2 separate regions of the Homo sapiens genome follow, and region 1 is linked to region 2. Evidence: read pairs that join two places in POLR2A ChIA-PET (ENCODE). Cell type or tissue: PC-9. All regions are shown on one strand.

Region 1 (4,000 bases), 980 kb before region 2:
AGCTGGGATTACAGGTGCCCGCCACCACACCCAGCTGATTTTTGTATTTTTAGTACAGATGGAGTTTCACCATGTTGGTCAGGCTGGTCTCCAACTCCTGACCTCAGGTGATCCACCCACCTCGGCCTCCCAAAGTGTTGGGATTACAAACGTAAGCCACCACCCCAGCTAACTGTACATCTTTTAAGGAAGGTTTTGCTAAGGTGATTTTATTTGGGATTCAAAAATCAATGGGGGACTGAGTGTGGTGGCTCATGCCTGTGATCCCAGCACTTAGATACCAGCCTGGGCAACATAGCAAGACCATGTCTCTACAAAAATTAAGAAACCAGCTCAGCGTGGTGGTGTGCGCCTGTAGTCCCAGCTACTCAGGAGGCAGAGGTGGGAGGACTGCTTGAGCCTGGGAGGTCCAGGCTGCAGTGAGCCATAATCCCACCACTGCACTCAGCATGGGTGACACAGTGAGACCCTGTCTAAAAATAATAATGTGCCAATCCCTGGTTGCACACGAACTGAAAAAGAAAAAATACGGAGGGCTTATCTGAATTTTTTTTTTTTTTTTGAGACAGCATCTTGCCTCTGTCACCCAAGCTGGAACACAATGATGTGATCACAGCTGACTGCAGCCTCAACCTCCCAGGCTCAAGTGATCCACGTACCTCAGCCTCCTGAGTAGCTGGGATCACAAGCATCACCACGCCAAGCCTAAGGAAGACAGCTGATGTGAAAATAATAAAGAGACTACAGCCAGAAATTGTGATATCTGTAGAGTGAGAAATATCAAAAATTGTATCAATAGGAGGAAAGGCCAGTCAACCTTCTCTCAGAAAATAGAACATTTGTATAACTATTGCTCTGCTGTTAGAGACAAATCCTTAGGTCTTACATCACTCTCCTAAATTAGACCCTTTCATTAACAGGAATTTCAAGTCAAAGCATAGCCCTCAATACCTATACTAAAAAGCACTGGACTGGCTGGGTGTGGTGGGTCACACCTGTAATCCCAGCACTTCAGGAGGCCAAGGCGGGCCGATCACTTGAGGTAGGGAGTTTGAGACCAGCCTAGCCAACATGGTGAAACCCCGTCTCTACTAAACATACAAAAATTAGCCGGGCATGGTGGTGCATCCCTGTAATCCCAGCTACTCAGGAGTCTGAGGCAGGAAAATCACTTGAACCTGAGAACCTGAGGTTGCAGTGAGCCAAGATGGCACCACTGCACTCTAGCTTGAGTGATGGAGTGAGTGAGACTCCATTTCCAATTAAACAAAAAAGCACTGGATCATGTTAGGAAACACTAGATATAAAAATTAGGAGTTCTGATGTCCAGTTCTTCGTGTCATTTACTAAATGCATCACACTGAGCAGGACACAACATTTTGCGGTTTTTTTTGGAGACAGGGTCTCACTCTGTCGCCCAGGTTGGAGTACAGTGCCACAGTCATAGCTCACTGCAGCCTCAAACTCCTGGGCTCAAGCGATCCTCCTATCTCAGCCTCCCAAGTAGCTGGGACTTCAGGTACCCACCAACAAGCACAGCTAATTTTTAAATTTTTTTGTAGAGACGGGGTCTCACTATGTTGCCCAGGTGAGTCTCAGAACTCCTGGGCTCAAGGGATCCTCCTGCCTTGGCCTCCCAAAGCGCTGGGATTACAGGAATGAGCCACTGTGACCAGCCTCACTTAACTTTTTTGGGTCTGTTTCTGCAACTATAATTACAAAGCCTACCTCCGAATGATTAAATTGAACTGACACTGTGAAAGTTTGTACGTTTTCATATGCTCCACAGAAAAGGAAAGCATTACTAAAACAATATATATGGAACAGGTTTTTCTAGCAGTTTGAATGGGGAATGTGTGAGTAGCTATTTTTAATCCTGAATGACATTAATGACTCTTGGGGCCCCACCTACGGCCATTCATCAGCCCACAGATCAAGAGCCAGCCTATATACACATGCCAAGGAAGCCTCAAGAAACAAAGCCAACACCACCCTGTGGGACCAGAGTTGGGCCAGATTACAGCTCATACCCTTTACCACCAGAAATTTTGGCTTCTACATTCTGGGGTGGCTTCAGTAGCTTTGCTGTTCAGGTAAGAAAACAGAGCCAGGTATTAATGGGACTTATCTGGGGCCAGAGACATACTATAGGATCAATACCATGGTTGTTGAGTTACATGTATTAAATGTGAATAAAAACATGCTATATCTAATCCAGCTCCTACATATCCTTCATGCTCTTAAACCTACTTCCATAAAACTTTCCCTAACCCTATACACAACAATCTATTCCTTTCCAACAAAGATTTGATTATCCAACGATCTAATATTTGATATTAATTACCTCAGTACTCTCAGTTTATTTTGTCTCTCCAACTAGAAAGTAAGCTTTTTAAACACAAGGACTGAATCTTTTTTAGAAGGCCTTTTGTGTTTCAACAAATACACTAGGGGCCTCAATAGACTAACAATGGGAACATTAAAAAACACTAAAAATCACTGCTCTGTAACCTGTTAACTTGGCCAAATAAGTCATCCAATCATAACTAAACACCTAAGCTTCCTTTCAGACCAAAAAAACCAAGCGACAGATATGATCAATGTAAATCCCCAGAAATCCAACAGGCCTAGGCTTTTAAACTACAGGGCTAGCGCTGTGGCTCACGCCTGTAATCCCAACACTTTGGGATCACTTGAGGTCAGGAGTTTAAGACCAGACTGGCCAACATGGCAAAACCCTGTTTCTACTAAAAATACAAAAATTAGCGGGGCATGGTGGCAAGCACCTGTAATCCCAGCTACTTGGGAGGCTGAGGCCGGAGAATCACTTGAACCTGGGAGGTGGAGGATGCAGTGAGCTGAGATCATGCCACTGCACTCCAGCCTGGGCGACAGAGCAAGACTGCGTCTCAGAGGAAAAAAAAAAAAACAAAACAAAAAAACTACAATACGATTAAATAAATATCAGTTACATGCACTACATCAAAAATGTCTATATAGGCCGGGCGCGGTGGCTCACGCCTGTAATCCCAGCACTTTGGGAGCCCGAGGTGGGCAGATCATGAGGTCAGGAGATTGAGACCATCCTGGCTAACATGGTGAAACCCCATCTCTACTAAAAATACAAAAAAATTAGCTGGGCGTGGTGGCCCGTGTCTGTAGTTTCAGCTACTCATGAGGCTGAGGCAGGAGAAAGGCATGAACCTGGGAGGTGGAGCTTGCAGTGAGCTGAGATCATGCCACTGCACTCCAGCCTGGGTGACAGTGCAAGACTCCGTCTCAAAAAAAAAAAAAGTCTCTCTCTCTCTATATATATACATACATACATATATCAAAATAACCTATAGTATTCTAATGTGCACACACACCCACCCCTAAAATAATCTCAAAACAAAAATTTTTTAAGTAAAAAAAATTTCACAAAGTTAAATTTTACTAGCTGGGCATGGTGGCTCACATCTGTAATCCCAGCACTTTGGGAGGCCAAGGCAAGTGGATCACTTGAGCTCAGGAGTTCAAGACTAGCCTGGGCAACATGGCAAAACGTCATCTCTAGAAAAACTACAAAAAATACTCAGGCATGATGGATACGGCCTGTACTCCCAGATGCTTGGGAGGCTGAGGTGGGAAGATTGCTTGAGCCCAAGAGGTCGAGGCTGCAGTGAGCTGAGATTGTGCCACTGCACTCACTGCACTCCAGCCTGGGCAACCGAGTGAGACCCTGTCTCGAAAAAAGTTAAATATTAGTTTATCCCCTTTGTAAACAGTTCATTGAACTATCAAGACACCCAAATACCAAAATATTAACCTCTTTAAAAATATTCTTGGCTGGGCATGGTGACTCACACCTGTAATCCCAGCACTCTGGGAGGCCAAGGTGGGTGGATCACCTGAGGTCAGGAGTTGGAGACCAGCCTGGCCAACATGGTGAAACCCCAGCTCTACTAAAAATACAAAAATCAGTCAGGCGTGGTGGCAGGCACCTGTAATTCCAGCTACT
Region 2 (4,000 bases):
TAAGAACAATTAAAAAGACCCTCAATTATATAAGTTGACAGAAACAGTGACACGTTATCACACACTAGGTTCTCAGTCAAATCAGTCAGTCAACAAATACAATGGCCTACAAGTCTTAGGAATATAAATGACAGTTTCTACCTCTAAAAAATATTTGCTAATTTCCAAGTATTTGATGAAGTTTCCTTTAAAAAACATAATTTTATACTGTCTTAACTCCTGAGAGCATAATTAGGACCAAAAAAGAGAAAGAAATAAGACATACATCATAGTAACAGTTTAAAGGGAAAATTTCAGCATCTGGGAGAATGTACTAAAACACACACACACACAGACACACACACACACACACACACACACACAAAATAAAAGGAAAACACTGACAGGCTGACAAATACCTACTTCCCAGGAATATTTTGATAGGATTATATATCATCTTTAAGAAATGACAGCATTATTACTGTTATATTACAAGTCTCACACATCAACAACAAAATGCTGTGCACCAGCCTGGACAACATGGCGAAACCCTGTCTCTGCTAAAAATACAAAAATTAACCAGGTATGGTGTTGCACACCTGTAATCCCAGCTACTTGGGAGGCTGATGGACAAGAATCACTTGAACCTGGGAGGTAGAGGTTGCAGTGAGCTCAGATCGTGCCACTATACTCCAGCCTGAGTGACAGAGTGAGACTCTGTCTTAGAGGAAAAAAAAAAAAAGCTGTGCAAAGAAATGAAAAGCATAAATATATGCTCACATTCAGATTTATGAAAGTTAAGGCAGGACTTTCTATTTTAAAAGATTTTTACATACAAAGCAAATTGAATTTTTGTGGTTTGGTTATTACAAACTGGTTCAAAGATAACTAAATAGAATATTTTATTAATAATTATACCCACTAATATACTAAACATCCTTACATATTGAGTATTAGAACATGACAGCCTATTTTGTTTTTTCCAGAGATTATACAATTTTACTTTTATTGTGTCTTTTTTTTTTTTTTTTTTTTTTTTTTGAGACAAGGTCTCACTTTCTCACCCAGGCTGGAGTCCAGTGGCGCAATCATGGCTCACTGCATGCAGACTCAACCTCCCCAGGTCAAGAGATCCTCCCACCTCAGCCTCCTGATAGCTAGTACCAGAGGTACACACCACCATGCCCTGGCTAATTTTCAAATTTTTTGTAGAGAGGGGGCTCTCACTATGTTGCCGAGTTTGGTCTCGAACTGCTGGGCTCAAGTGATCCACTGGCTTCGACCACCCCAAAGTGGTGGGATTACAGGCATGAGCCACTGTGCCTAGCCTATTCTTTCTACAAGGTTGACTGACCCCATAGCCATTGTCTTCATCCAGAGCTAACCAATGTCTCTTTGCATAAGAGATAATACTTTTCATCTAACGGAGATCTAATCTTACCTTTGCTGAGTGACTGAGTAAAACAACTCCAAACATCAAGTAACAATTTATACTACTCCATAACATGTGTTGATAGTTACATTCGATTATAACTGAATCTAAAATTCTCAGAACTACCAAGCCTTAAAGCAAAAAGAAAAAAAAAATAAGTAACTGCAGGAGAAAAAAGAAACAATATTATATTCAGAAGAAAGTAGAAGTATGACTACTGTCCCCACTGTGATTTCCTAAAACTTTACAGCATCTCTTCTCAGTTAAAAAGTACTCTCTACTAAAAATATGAAAAAATTAGCTGGGCATGGTGGCTGGCCCCTGTAATCCCAGCTACTCAGGAGGCTGAGGCATAAGTATCATTTGAAACTGGAAGGTGGAGGTTGCAGTGAGCTGAGATCGCACCACTACACTCCAGCCTGGAACAGAGCGAGACTCCGTCTTAAAAAAAAAAAAAAAAAAAAAAAAGCACTAGCTAAAGTGGCAGTTTTCAATGTATACTATTCTCCTGAATGTATTTTTCTATCTTCTTTGGTTTAGAGACAGTAATTTTGTTTGTTTCTTTTTAAAGGTGCCCTGCTGGGTTGCTTAGAATAAAACCAAAGAGCCTGAAAATTATGTCAAGGCAAAAAGAAACAATATTTCCCATGAGACCATAACTTTGCAGGTTCCCTTTCAAGTCTGAGGGTAACACAAATCTTCCATGCTTTAAAATATATTCACTCAATTTTACACATTTTTATATCTTGGTTACTGTCAGGAAATGTGTTTAAAATTCTAAATTTAAAATTTTTAAATTTTTTTAGTGCACAAGGTAATTAGGAATAATTACGATACCAGAAAATAGTTTTAGAAAACCTCTTACTGAGGCCGTTTCTAAGTCTGGCCCTGGTTCCTGTGTTCCCAGGAAATCTGACAGGCCATTTCACTTAAACATTGTGAGCAATTCACTATTAGTTGCCAAGTCAACAGCCATTTCCGCGTTGCCAGTGGAGCTCTAATTTTTGTTCAGTTATAAGGAAGCATGTACTTCAGAATATGCTAATTAATCATGATAATTCTATTTTCTTTGCCAGTAACTGGTTTAGGAATGTGTGTGTGATAAGAATCTACCAGAGTACTTCTGGGAAACCTTTTCTTGCTCTTAAAAAAGAAGACGGGCGGACAGACAGGCGCGGTGGCTCATGCCTGTAATCCTGGCACTTTGGGAGGCTAGGCTTTTATTTTTTTGAGATGGAGTTTCACTCTTGTTGCCCAGGCTGGAGTGCAATGGTGCAATCTTGGCTCACCATGACCTCCGCCTCCTGGGTTCAAGCGATTCTCCTACCTCAGCCTCCCGAGTAGCTGGGATTACAGGCATGCACTGCCACACCTAATTTTCTATTCTTAGTAGAGACGGGGTTTCTCCCTGTTGGTCAGGCTGGTCTCGAACTCCCGACCTCAGGTGATCTGCCTGCCTCAGTCTCCCAAAGTCCTGGAATTACAGACATGAGCCACCATGCCTGGCCCCTTTTAAAATATTTCTGCTCATTGATGATGCACCCAGTCACCCAAGTGCTCTGATGGAGATGTATAAGGAGATGAATGCTGTTTTCATGGCTGCTAATACAACATTCATTCTGCAACCCCCAAATCAAGAAGTAATTTTGACTTTCAAGTCTTATTATTTAAGAAATATATTTTGCAAGACTATAGCTGCCATAGACCGTGATTCCTCTGATGGATCAGACAAACTAAAATGAAAACCTCCTGCAACGTATTCATCATTCTAGATGCCATTAAGAACATTCGTGATTCATGGGAGGAGGTCAAAACATCAACATTAACAGGAGTTTGGAAGAAGTGAATTCCAGCCCTTGTGGATGACTTTGAGCGCTTCAAGACTTCAGGGAAGAAGTCACTGCAGATGTGGTAGAAATAGCAAGAGAACTAGAATTGGAAGTGGAGCCTGAAGATGGATACTGAAATGTTGCAATCTCATGATAAAACTTGAATGGACAGGGAGTTGCTTCTTATAGATGAGCAAAAAAAGTGGTTTCCTAAGATGGAATGTACTCCTGGTGAAGATGCTGTGAACACTGCTGAAATGACAACAAAGAATTTTGAATATTCCATAAACTTAAGTTGATAAAGTAACAGCATGGTTTGAGAGGACTGACTCCAATTTTCCAAATTCTACTGTGGGTAACATGCTATCAGACAGCATTGCATATTACAGAGAAATTTTTCATGAAAGGAAGGCTCTGACACAGCAAACTTCATTATTGTCTTATTTTAAGAAATTGCCACAGACACTCCAACCTTCAGCAACCAACATCCTGATCAGTCAGTAGCCATCAACACTGAGGCAAGACCCTCCACCAGCAAAATGATTGTAACTTGCTAAAGGCTCAGATGATTGTTAGCATTTTCATCCATAAAGTATTTTTATGGATTAAGGAATATACATTTTTATATACAATGTTATTGTATACAATAGATTACATTAAATTAAGGCATATACATTTTTTATACACAATGTTATTGTATACAATAGATTACAGTGTGATATCACCACAACTTTTATATGCACTGGGGAATATAATCTTC

Evidence for each region. ChIA-PET counts read pairs that join two places held together with the same protein. Peaks named below come from ENCODE experiments on the same cell type or tissue, not always from the same donor. Only the 100,000 strongest peaks of a DNase experiment are listed, where the experiment ranks them.
Region 1: POLR2A ChIA-PET joins it to region 2 with 18 read pairs; 2 of 35 experiments call an interaction of 5 or more read pairs at or near these places.

The regions. Positions count from the first base shown.
Region 1 is chr10:75,214,651-75,218,650 of GRCh38, reverse strand. The region is part of intron 4 of VDAC2 (voltage dependent anion channel 2); the gene reads right to left. Among named protein-coding and RNA genes, the nearest start is that of VDAC2, 5.9 kb to the right of the region's middle. In PC-9, no CTCF peak of the experiment used is centred here; a DNase peak (open chromatin) is centred at 1,910; H3K27ac peaks cover 1,908 bases.
Region 2 is chr10:74,236,736-74,240,735 of GRCh38, reverse strand. All of the region lies in intron 3 of ADK (adenosine kinase), which reads right to left. It overlaps LOC124902456 (a long non-coding RNA gene), which reads right to left. Exons shown (of 2, transcript XR_007062198.1): 1 at 1-4,000. Among named protein-coding and RNA genes, the nearest start is that of ADK, 88 kb to the right of the region's middle. In PC-9, no CTCF peak of the experiment used is centred here; a DNase peak (open chromatin) is centred at 2,485.